2 separate regions of the Homo sapiens genome follow, and region 2 is linked to region 1. Evidence: read pairs that join two places in POLR2A ChIA-PET (ENCODE). Cell type or tissue: Panc1. All regions are shown on one strand. Each heading gives the region's core, and the rest is flanking DNA. Links, peaks and the distances in the headings are about the cores only.

Region 1 (5,369 bases), core at 119-5,118:
TAGGCACTGGCAATACAGTGATAAACAAAAAAGACATGGACCCTGCCCACATGAGAAACACCATTTATCAGATGTTTACCCAGAGAGATGGTGGTTGGTTTTTACTGGACCACAGCCAACTAATGAAAGGACAGGCTCACCATAAAGTTATAAAGCGGAAACCAACTGAGAAAAATGCTTGTGATTCATGTGTAAAATATAAGGCTAACACACTTAATAATCAATTACGATCTAGTCATATTGTGACTGATACACAGTCACCAACAATGATATTGCATGGATGGGCAAAGTGGCTCACACTTGTAATCCCAGCAACTCTGGAAGATGAGCCCAGGAGTTCAAGACCAGCCTGGGCAACATAGTGAGACCCTGTCTCTACAAAAAAAAAAAAATTAAATTAGCCGGGTGTGGTGGTGCATGTCTATAGTCCCAGCTACTCAGGAGGCTGAGATGGGAGGATAGCCTGAGTCTGGGGAGGTCATAGCTGCAGTGAGCTGAGATTGCACTACTGCACTCCAGCCTGGGCAACAGAGTGAGGTCCTGTCTATATATATATATATATATATATATATATATATATATATATATATATATATATATATATAATATTTAGAAGCATGGGGGGAAAACATGGCCATGCTCTGTGGCTCACACCTGTAATCCCAGCACTTTGGGAGGCTGAGGTGGGTGGATCACTTGAGGCCAGGAGTTTGAGACCAGCCTGGCCAACATGGTGAAACCCCATCTCTATTAAAAATACAAAAATTAGCCGGTCCTGTTGGTGCGTGCCTGTAATCCCAGCTACTCAGAAGGCTGAGGCAGGAGAATTGCTTGAACCCAGGAGGTGGAGTTTGCAGTGAGCCGAGATTATGTCATTACACTCCACCCTAGGCGACAGAGAGGGGGAAGAAAAAAAGCAGCAGCATGGAAAAATGTTCAGGATAGGTTTTAAAAGTCAAAAGACAGGCCAAGCACAGTGGCTCACACCTGTAATCCCAGCACCTTGGGAGGCTGAGCAGGCAGATCACTTGAGCCCAGGAGTTTGAGACCAGCCCAGCCAACATAGTGAGACCGCACCTTAATTTTTTTAAGTAAATAAATAAATATTTTTAAAATAGAAAAGAAAAAAATTTAAATTAAAAACAGGAGAAATTCATCCTGTGCCATTTCCTTCTTCCAAGTGTCGACTCCTCTTCAGAATCTGCCTGCTTTTTTTTTTAATCTCCAGTGCTTTTTTTTTTCCCCCGGAGTTAACAGTTGAAATCTGCCCGGAGATCAGTCCAGTTGGAGCTTACTTGCCACACCATGAATGGAACTCCTCATTGGGACTTACTGTCCTGGATTCTGTCTTCAGATGCCCCCTCCAGGTGAGGAGTCCACAGAACCAAGAGGACATGTCACTCAGAGCAGGCCCTCCTCCTGGGAATTGCCCCATGGACTTTTGGCGTCTCTGCCTTCTGACTCATAACACAGATTTTGGATAGGGCGGGGCACCCCTTGCCTCAGCACTCCAGAGAAGCCCAGCAAGCTGGACCTTAAGTGACAACCACAACTGAACAGTTCGAACTCAAGGTCCATTCTTTTCAATCATCTCAGCAGCAACAAATTACTGAGCTATGAGGGTGAGTTTATTTTCAAAGGATGGGATTACAGGCATGAGCCACCATGCTTGGCCCAAACCTTCCTTTAGAGGTGTGGGGTGACCACTAAAAGTACTAAAAATAGAATCACTGAAGCTACTTGAGAGGCTGAGGAAGGAGGATTGCTTGAGCTCAGGGGGTCGAGGCTGCAGTGAGCCATGATTGCACCACTGCACTCCAGCCTGGGCGACAGAGCAAAATCCTGTCTCAAAAAAAAAGAGAGAGGGAGAGATACTCAATGATGCTTTTCATCTGCAAAATAGAGTGATATAAATAAATCAGTAATAAAGTGGTTGAGTCCAGGTTGCTTTCTGAGGGTGGGAAGGCAACTAAATGCACTGAGTTTATTTAATATTTGCCTAATAACGTAATCTCTGGTCCCTAAAGCAGCCTCAGGGCTAACAGCACAAGGCCCACGGTCAGGCTACTTGGGTTCGAAATTCTGCTTGCTTATCCAGGCCTAATCACTTAACCGCTGTGAAACAATACTTTCATCTGCCAAGTGGTGATAACAAATGGGCCTCCCTATTTAGGTGATGTGTGGAGGAGCACATTGCTCTCATCACTATTCAAAGGGTTGGCTGGAGCTGGGTTTTGAGGTAATTCAGCTGCCAGCAGCGCCTTTCCCTGTTCATTCTGAGTCAGAAATGTGGGCGGATACAGTCACATAGAAGATTACAAAAGAATGCTACTGGCCAAAATCTCAAGTCTCCCAAGCAGCAATAACTCCTGCACGGGCTGTCAGCTGGGGTCGAGCCAAGTGGGCAAACGGGCTGGTGGCTCAGAGGGATTTGCTCCTCCTGACTTTGACCAGATGAGGCGGCTTTCCCAGCTCTAACATCTTTAGTTGCTTCCCACTTGCTTTTGTCACTGACTGCACAGTTTAAGATGTTTAATAAACTTGTCTCATTATCCATCTGGTGCTCACCACATGATACTTTTTCAAATCATTTGTTTATTTCCAGAAAAATAAAAATAACACTTTGACTATCAGATGTTGCACTAGCAAATCATTTTCATGTGTATCTTTCCTATATGCTACCTCATCTGACCTTTACAATTGCCCTTTGGTGGATATCTTACCCAAGAGGGAGTGGAAGATCAAGAAGGTTAAGTAGCTTGCCAGTGATTTGCAGGGCCTCTTTTTATTGTTTTAATATGGCTACTAGAAAATTCAGCTGGGCACAGTGGCTCACGCCTGTAATCTCAGTACTTTGGAAGGCCAAGGAGGGAGGATTGCTTAAGCCTAGGAGTTTGAGATCAGCCCTGGCAACACAGTGAGATCCCTGTCTCTACAAAAATAAAAATAGCTGGGCACAGTGGCACGTGCCTGTAGTTCTAGTAATCAGGAGGCTAAGACAGGAGGATCATTTGAGCCCAGAAGTTCGAGGCCTCAGTGAGCTGTGATCATGCCCCTGCACTCCAGCCTGGGTGACAGAGGGACACCCTGTCTCAAAAAAAAAAAAAAAAATTAAATTCTATATATGGCTCTTGTTATATTTCTGTGGGACAGAATCAAGTTAAACTGTTCAATTACCAGAGACAGCTGCTGGGCGCTGTGGTTCATGCCTGTAATCCCAGCACTTTGGGAGGCCAAGGCGGGTGGATCACCTGAGGTCAGGAGTTCAAGACCAGCCTGGCCAACATGGTGAAACCTTGTCTCTACTAAAAATACAAAAAATTAAGGCCAGGCACAGTGGCTCATGCCTGTAATCTCAGCACTTTGGGAGGCTGAGGCGGGTGGATCACCTGAGGTTAGAAGTTCGAGACCAGCCTGACTAACATGGAGAAACCCCGTCTCTACTAAAAAGACAAAAAAAAAAATTAGCTGGGCGTGGTGGCAATTACAGGCATGGAAAAAACCTGTCTCTACTAAAAATACAAAATTAGCCAGGCGTGGTGGCCCGTGCCTATAATCCCAGCTACTCAGGAGGCTGAGGCAGGAGAATCGCTTGAACCTGGGAGACGGAGGTTGCAGTGAGCTGAGATAGCGTCATTGCACTCCAGACTGGGCAACGAGAGCCAAACTCCGTCTCAAAAAAAAAAAAAAAACCAAGCCACCAGGCTTGGTGGCGGATGCCTGTAATCCCAGTTACTCAGGAGGCTGAGGTAGGAGAATCGCTTGAACCCTGGAGGCAGAGGTTGCAGTGAGCCAAGATATCGCGCCACTGCACTCCAGCCTGGGCAACAAGAGCAAAACTTCGTCTAAAAAAAAAAAAAAAAAAAAGGAATATTACTCAGCCTTTAAAAGGGATGAGCTGCTGACACATGCTACAACATGGATGAATCTTGAAAACCTTTAAAAGGAGTGAAATGTTGACACATCCTCCAACATGGATGAACCCTGAAAGCCAGACACAAAAGGGCAAAGATTGTATCATTGCACCTATATGAGGTACCTAGAACAGGAAAATTCATTGACAAAAAGTAGAATAGAGGTTACCAGAGGCTGAGGGGAGGAAGGAATAGGAAGTTACTGTCTAACGGGCATAGAGTTTCTGTTTGGGATGATAAAAAAAAGTTCTGGAAATAGTGGTGATGATGACACAACATTATGAATGTACTTAATGCCACTGAACTGTACACTTAAAAATAGTTAAAATGGGCCGGGCGTGGTGGCTCACACCTGTAATCCCAGCACTTTGGGGGGCCGAGGTGGGTGGATCACCTGAGGTCAGGAGTTAGAGACCAGCCTGGCCAACATAGAGAAACCCTATCTCTACTAAAAATACAAAATTAGCCAGGCACAGTGGCACATACCTGTAATCCCAGCTACTTGGGAGGCTGAGGCAGGAGAATCGCTTGAACCTGGGAGGCAGAGGTTGCAGTGAGCTGAGATCGTGCCATTGCACTCCAGCCTGGGCAACAAGAGCAAAACTCCACCTCAAAAAAAAAATTCTTTTGTTAAAATGGTAAATTTTATGTTGTGTATATTTTACCACTATTAAAAAATCAGGCTGGGCACCGTGGCTCACACCTGTAATCCCAACTCTTTGAGAGGCCAAGGTGGGCTGATCACTTGAGCCCAGGAGTTCAAGACCAGCCTAAGCAGCATGGCAAGATTTTGTCTCTACAAAAAATTAAAAATTAGCTGGGCACGGTGGCACACACCTGTAGTCCCAGCTACTCAGGAGGCTGAGCTAGGAGGATCACTTGAGCTCTGGGAGTCGAGGCTTCCCTTCTTGACCTCTCCATAACCCAGTCTCCACATAGCATGACATCACTGTTTGGAACTTTCCAGTGGCTTGCCATCACATTTTGAATAAAATACAAAGTGTTTATCATGGCCCACAAGGCCCTACACAAATGGGCTCCTGAGACCTCTTAAGCTCAACTCCTAGTACTCTCTTCCTTGCTGGCTGTGAGCCATGATTGTGCCACTGCACTGCAGCCTCAATGACAGAGCAAGACCCTGTCTCAAAAAAAAATAAACAAGAAAGCACAATAATTTCAGATAGTGCTCTAAAGCAAATAAAATGATGGTGATGAGGTAAGGCAATAGAGACTGAGGGAGGGTAGAGCTGCTTTAGATTGCATTACCAAGGCAAATCCCTTAAGAAGGTGACATTGGAACTGAGACTTGAAACCTGAGAGAGGGCCAGCCATGCAGAGAATGCCCCAAGGGAAAGATACTGCAGGGAGAGAAAACAGCCAGAAAGGGGCTCTCAGGCAGTTGAAAGAGCCCAGCATAGCATGAACATTGGTTAACAAGGAAGGGAGTACTAGGAG
Region 2 (5,369 bases), core at 169-5,168, 51 kb before region 1:
CACGCCTATAATCTTAGCACTTTAGGAGGCTGAGGCGGGCGGATCACCTGAGGTCAGGAATTCGAGACCAGCCTAGCCAACATGGGGAAACTCCGTCTCTACTAGAAATACAAAAATTAGCCGGGCGTGGTGGAAGGCGTCTGTAATCCCAGCTACTCAGGAGGCTGAGGCAGGGAGAACTGCTTGAACCCAAGAGGCGGAGGTTGCAGTGAGCTGAGATTGTACTACTGCGCTCCAGCCTGGGTGACAAAGCAAAACTCCGTCTCAAAAAAACAAAACAAAACAAAAACCTGCAGCTGGAATCCCCATCCGAGAGGCTCCAGACCCCTCCCGCTTAGAACCACCCTGCCTGCCACAGACCGCTATGTCCCCACAGGTACAAAAATGACACACGGATTGATCCCCGCCTCTTTCGTGCCGGAAAATACCGAATCACCAACAACTACGGGCTGCTGTCCCTGGAGATTAGGAGGTGAGACTGGAGACCTGGAGAGACCTATGACCCCAGACCCTGCCACCGCCGAGGCCAGAGCAGGATCCCAAACCCTTCCTCGGAGCTGAGGCCCAAGTTCACCTCCTTCAGAAGTCTCTAGGGTGCTGGTCAAAATACCGATTCCTGGGACAGGACAGACCCTCCCCCCACCCCCAGAGATTCAGATTAAGCAGGTCTGGAATGGAGCCCAGGAATTAATATTTAACACACACACCCACCATGTGATTCCGATGCCTTGAGATACACGGTGAGAAATTTGGACTCAGAGGCTGGCCGTGAGGACTGGATGCTGAACTAGGCATGCTGGGAAGGCTCCTTGTGGGGGAGAGAAAAATACCATAATATGCACACATATGCACCTGTGCACACACATATGCATACATGCACATACACAGTGCTCACACATGTGCTTATGTACCCAAACATACACATGTGAGGGGAAGCAGTGACATGGGAGAGAGTTCAGCCTTTCAGGAGATGGTGCGTCCTAAGCATGGTTTTGAGGGAAGAGGCAGGATGCATGCTGGGAGGCCACACGGGAATATAAGAGTGCAGTCCTCCCCAAGGCCTGTGTCACTCATCATTCATATCAGCTGCCACACGCTGAGTTCCTCCCAGGTGCCAGGCCCTGTGCTGGGTGCTTTTCACATACGATCCATAATCCCTGCCACCATGCTTGAGGGAAGCACCCCATGTCGCAGGTGATGAAACAGGCTCAGAAAGTTAAGGCTCTTGTACAGCTACTATGCGACAGGGCCTGGTGTGAGCCATTTCTCTCTATCTGGGTTGTTTCCCAAACACCAAACCCTCCACCTCAACCAACCCAGGCCTCAGAGACACAAAGATAAGCAGAACACTCATCTTACCCTTCAGAAGTGGGGAGACATAAATATCTGACCATATAAGGGAGGTGCCCCATGGACTCCACAGTCAAGGAAGGTGCGCAGGCCCAGGGGGACCTCCGGGGCAGGCAGGACTGGCCCTGGAAGCAAGAGGGGTTCCTGTGCTGAGTGACCAGGGGCAAAAAGGAGGCACCAAGGGGCCTCTGCTTGCTAATGGGGCCAGAGGTGCCACATCCGACCACCTCCTCTCTGTCACCAGGGTGCCCCTGGGATGGAGCTGGCCCAGGCTTCCACTGGGAACATGACAGGGTTGGCCTGGTTGGTGGTGAGACCCACACCTAAGACTGGGAACACCTGGGTGTCTGGCTCAGTTCTATCCAGATTGCAGCCTGCCTTGACCAAGTTTGTCTGCTGCTCTCTGAGAAAGGAGGAGGCTCCCGCTCCAGGATCCTTGTTTGAAGCTGAGTTGAGTTCCATTTGCTCTGTGACTCTGGGAAAGTCACTTAACCTCTCTGATCCTCCACAGTCAGCAATAACTGCAATGTGGCATGTCATATTTTTAAAGCACTTTCTCCTGAGACGGTTTAGGTGGTGTCGTGTCCCCAGTTTTTCAGAGGACACCGAAGCATGGAAAGGTGCAGTGGCCAACCAGAAAACACACAGCTTTTCAGAGATAATGACCAAAGTCTCTTCCTGGCACCGTGAGGCTTTCCTTAGTTCCAGCCTTTCCCACCCACACAGGGGACTTGTGTTTCCCATGGAGCCCAGCAGTCTTGGGAGGAACTTCTCCCTCTCTCCTTTTCAGATGCGCCATTGAGGACTCAGCAACTTACACTGTGCGAGTGAAGAACGCCCACGGCCAGGCCTCCTCCTTCGCCAAAGTCCTCGTCCGCAGTAAGTCCTCCCAACCCCAACAGGCACTCCGGGCCACAGCAAACCCAAGCTGGGCAGACAAGGACATGGGTCTGCGTGAGACCTGAGGAAGGGCCATAGGCACAAGGCTGTTCAGCCTGGCATTGGGTGACCAGGGCAGCCCTGGAGACTCCCGCTTCCCTGGGGGCCTTCACAGCAAGCGATAGTCTCCTCCATCAGCCTGGGCTGATGGTGGAAGGTGAGTGAGGCAGGATCACCTGTCCCTGTGGGTTGGTGTCAAGAGCAGCTGGGAGATGGGAAGGGAACTGACCTCTCCTGAGTCTTCACTGTGTGCCAGACACCCTTGATAGTACCTGATTCCATCCTGAGCCAGCCGGTGGCAGGGCTGGGACTTGAACTCAGCTCTCTCTGTAGAGTCATCACTGGCATGGTGGGCACCTTTGTGTGAACTGAATGGATGAATTAGCGAAAGGGGCCCCTTTTCTGCAGGCAGGTGCAGCTCCCACTCCAGGGCACATGGCTTGGCAAATGGAAAACAGACTGAATTTTAGCCCCCAAGTTGCTCTCTCAGGGGATAACTTTGCACAGAGCACAACCTACACAGTTATTCAAGGCGAACCCACCTGCCCGCCATGCCAAAGAGCATGCTTGGCCCACCGGATTGCGCTTAGGTTGGGATCCATCTCAGGGCCTCTGGGAGGGTGGTCTGGCCCCACCAACCCTGCTGAGGGGTCCTCAGGGACAAAAGCCAAACCCCAGCAACTCCCCACCTGACCCCCACTGCCCCATGTGGGTCCTTTTGCACATTTTCCAGCTGGGCTTGGGCCCCTCCTGGAGGTCACCCCATGGGCATCTGAAATCACAGCATAAAGCAGGTAGACACTCAGGAGTCAGCCAGACCTGAGTTCACATCCTGGCTCTGCTGCCAACTGGCTGTGTAAATCTGGGAAGCCACCTCACTTCCCTGAGCCTCTATTTCCTCATCTGTGAAAGGGAGAATCCTACAATCCTACCACCTCTCTCAGATGCCCGAGTTGATTAAATGAGATGATACGTATAAGCCTTGGCATGTGGTACCCATTCCCATGACCAGGGCAGGGCACTGCCCAAGGGGGTCACACCTTTGGGCCCAGAAGAATGCCGTGCCCTGAGTTCCAGGACCCCCGGGAGAGAGAAGCCCACGTGTGCACACATACACACACACACACACGTGCACTCATACACACACGCGCACTCATACACACACTCCTGAGGCAGCTGTCTTGGGCAGTAGACAGGTGGATCCCAGGCCACCCTCCCTGCCTCTCATCAGACCTTGTTAAACTGTCCTGCACAGCCCTCTCCACCCACTGTCCTGTTCCCTAAATAGCTCTTAGGAGGCAGATCCTGCTGCCAGGCCAAGCTCTTGTGCAGAAATTTGAGCTGTCCCCACAGTCCATGCCCAGAGTCAAGCCCAAGGTCAGGGACTGGGGCCCTGCCTCCCTCTGCCCACCCGTCCTTCCCACCACTCCTTCCAGATCCCTGTCCCTCTCTCCATCAAGGCTGGCAACTCCAGGGTCCACCAGGCTTGCTCTTGGCCCCAGACTCCAGCCAACCCTCTGCTTCTCCTACTCCACTCACCGCCACTACCACCCTCTTCTCTGCTTTCATCTCCGTAGCCACTTGGGTGATTTTAGTGGCCTGGGGGACAGGAGCCCTGAGTTCCAATCCTGACTCTTCCACTGACCTGTGTGATCTCGGGCAGCCTCCTGCCCTTCTCTGGACCTTGCTCAGGAAGGGCCTTTCCAGGGACCAGTGTCATGTCATAGCTTCAGGCTGCTGGGGTGTTGTCTGGACGGCTGTGCCTCAGTTTTCTCTTCTGTTTGAGAGGATAATAATAGTACCAACTGACAGGGCTGTTGTGAAGATAGAATGAGTCAATGTGTTTATGTGTTTAATTGGCTCGTTCAATCCTCAGAGCATGGGGCGAGCACTGTGTGAGTGAGAGCTGCTGTTACTATTCTCTGGTGGTCTGTGGCAACATTACCTTGGATTTCACCCTTCAGCCCCTGGATGCCTCTCAGTGCTGCCCCTCCCCCACCACTCTCCCTGATCCCACCAGAAATCCCCGCGCCTCTGAGCGGGCTTGACCGCTGTGAAGACAGTGCATAATCCTGGGGGCAAGTTTGGGTAGGGAAAGGAAACCAGCATGTATTGAGAACCTGCCATGTGTCAGGCTATGGCTGGTGGCTTGATTCATGTGAACCCGCTCGTTCCTTGCTCCAGGTAGGAATTACTGTCCCATTTTACTGCTGAAGAAACTGAGGCACAGAGAGGTAAAAGAACTTTCCCAAAGCCACAAGGGGAAGCCACCAACAGACCAGGACTCAAACTCATATCCAAAGCCCATGTCCCCAAAATAGCATAGGAATGTGGGCTCTGAACCTTCTCCAACTCTGTTTGCCTTTGGTTTTTCAGCTTACCTGGGGAAGGATGCTGGCTTCGATTCAGAGATCTTCAAAAGTAAGTCGGCTGGGGGAGAACGGGACCTGGGATTCTTTGTTCAGGCTTTGCTCCCCGACCCCCACAGTCCCTGTTTAGAATATAGCCATCCCCTGCCCATAAAAGGACGTCCACCGGGGTTTGTCTATGAGCTGGTAATACCTGCACCTGACTTCTAAAGGCCGCAGGGTACCCCAGAGCTGTCCCCAGCTGCTGAGCTGTTCTCTGACCTAAACTGGGTTTGAAAGGCAAAGCCAGAAAAACCAACGGACTTGGCCTTGGGATGTTTGCTCTTTGGCTGCTCTGACCACTACCTAGATAAGTCTCTTCCCCTCCTACCCCAAGGCCAGGTCCCCTTCTCCTAGTCAAGACCCAGAAGAGAAGGGATGCCCCAGAAATTTCCTCACTCCTAAGTCCCAGGCCAGGCTGGCTGCCTCAAAAACTTCTGCCCCAAATTTCATTCCCACGCCAGGATCGACGTTTGGCCCCAGCGTGGAATTCACCTCGGTGCTGAAGCCAGTCTTTGCTCGTGAGAAGGAACCCTTCTCCCTGTCATGCTTGTTTTCGGAAGATGTGTTAGATGCTGAGAGCATCCAGTGGTTCCGAGATGGTAAGGACCCCCAGTCCTGGCCCCCAGCCTCCAGAGCTGGCCCCTCCAAAGCTCAACTCAGAGCCAGAGA

What was found. ChIA-PET counts read pairs that join two places held together with the same protein. Peaks named below come from ENCODE experiments on the same cell type or tissue, not always from the same donor. Only the 100,000 strongest peaks of a DNase experiment are listed, where the experiment ranks them.
Region 2: POLR2A ChIA-PET joins it to region 1 with 11 read pairs; 2 of 35 experiments call an interaction of 5 or more read pairs at or near these places.

The regions. Positions count from the first base shown.
Region 1 is chr1:24,043,409-24,048,777 of GRCh38, reverse strand. All of the region lies in intron 1 of LOC107984931 (a long non-coding RNA gene), which reads right to left. Among named protein-coding and RNA genes, the nearest start is that of MYOM3-AS1, 21 kb to the left of the region's middle. In Panc1, for the core only: no CTCF peak of the experiment used is centred there; DNase peaks (open chromatin) are centred at 1,497 and 2,270; H3K27ac peaks cover 1,419 bases.
Region 2 is chr1:24,094,783-24,100,151 of GRCh38, reverse strand. It overlaps MYOM3 (myomesin 3), which reads left to right. Exons shown (of 37, transcript NM_152372.4): 6 at 377-472; 7 at 2,141-2,229; 8 at 4,666-4,710; 9 at 5,162-5,299. It overlaps LOC124903878 (a long non-coding RNA gene), which reads right to left and starts at 4,106. Exons shown (of 3, transcript XR_007065543.1): 1 at 3,935-4,106; 2 at 2,562-2,728; 3 at 2,178-2,311. It overlaps LOC105376864 (a long non-coding RNA gene), which reads right to left and starts at 1,446. Exons shown (of 4, transcript XR_007065542.1): 1 at 1,360-1,446; 2 at 712-808. In Panc1, for the core only: no CTCF peak of the experiment used is centred there; no DNase peak of the experiment used is centred there.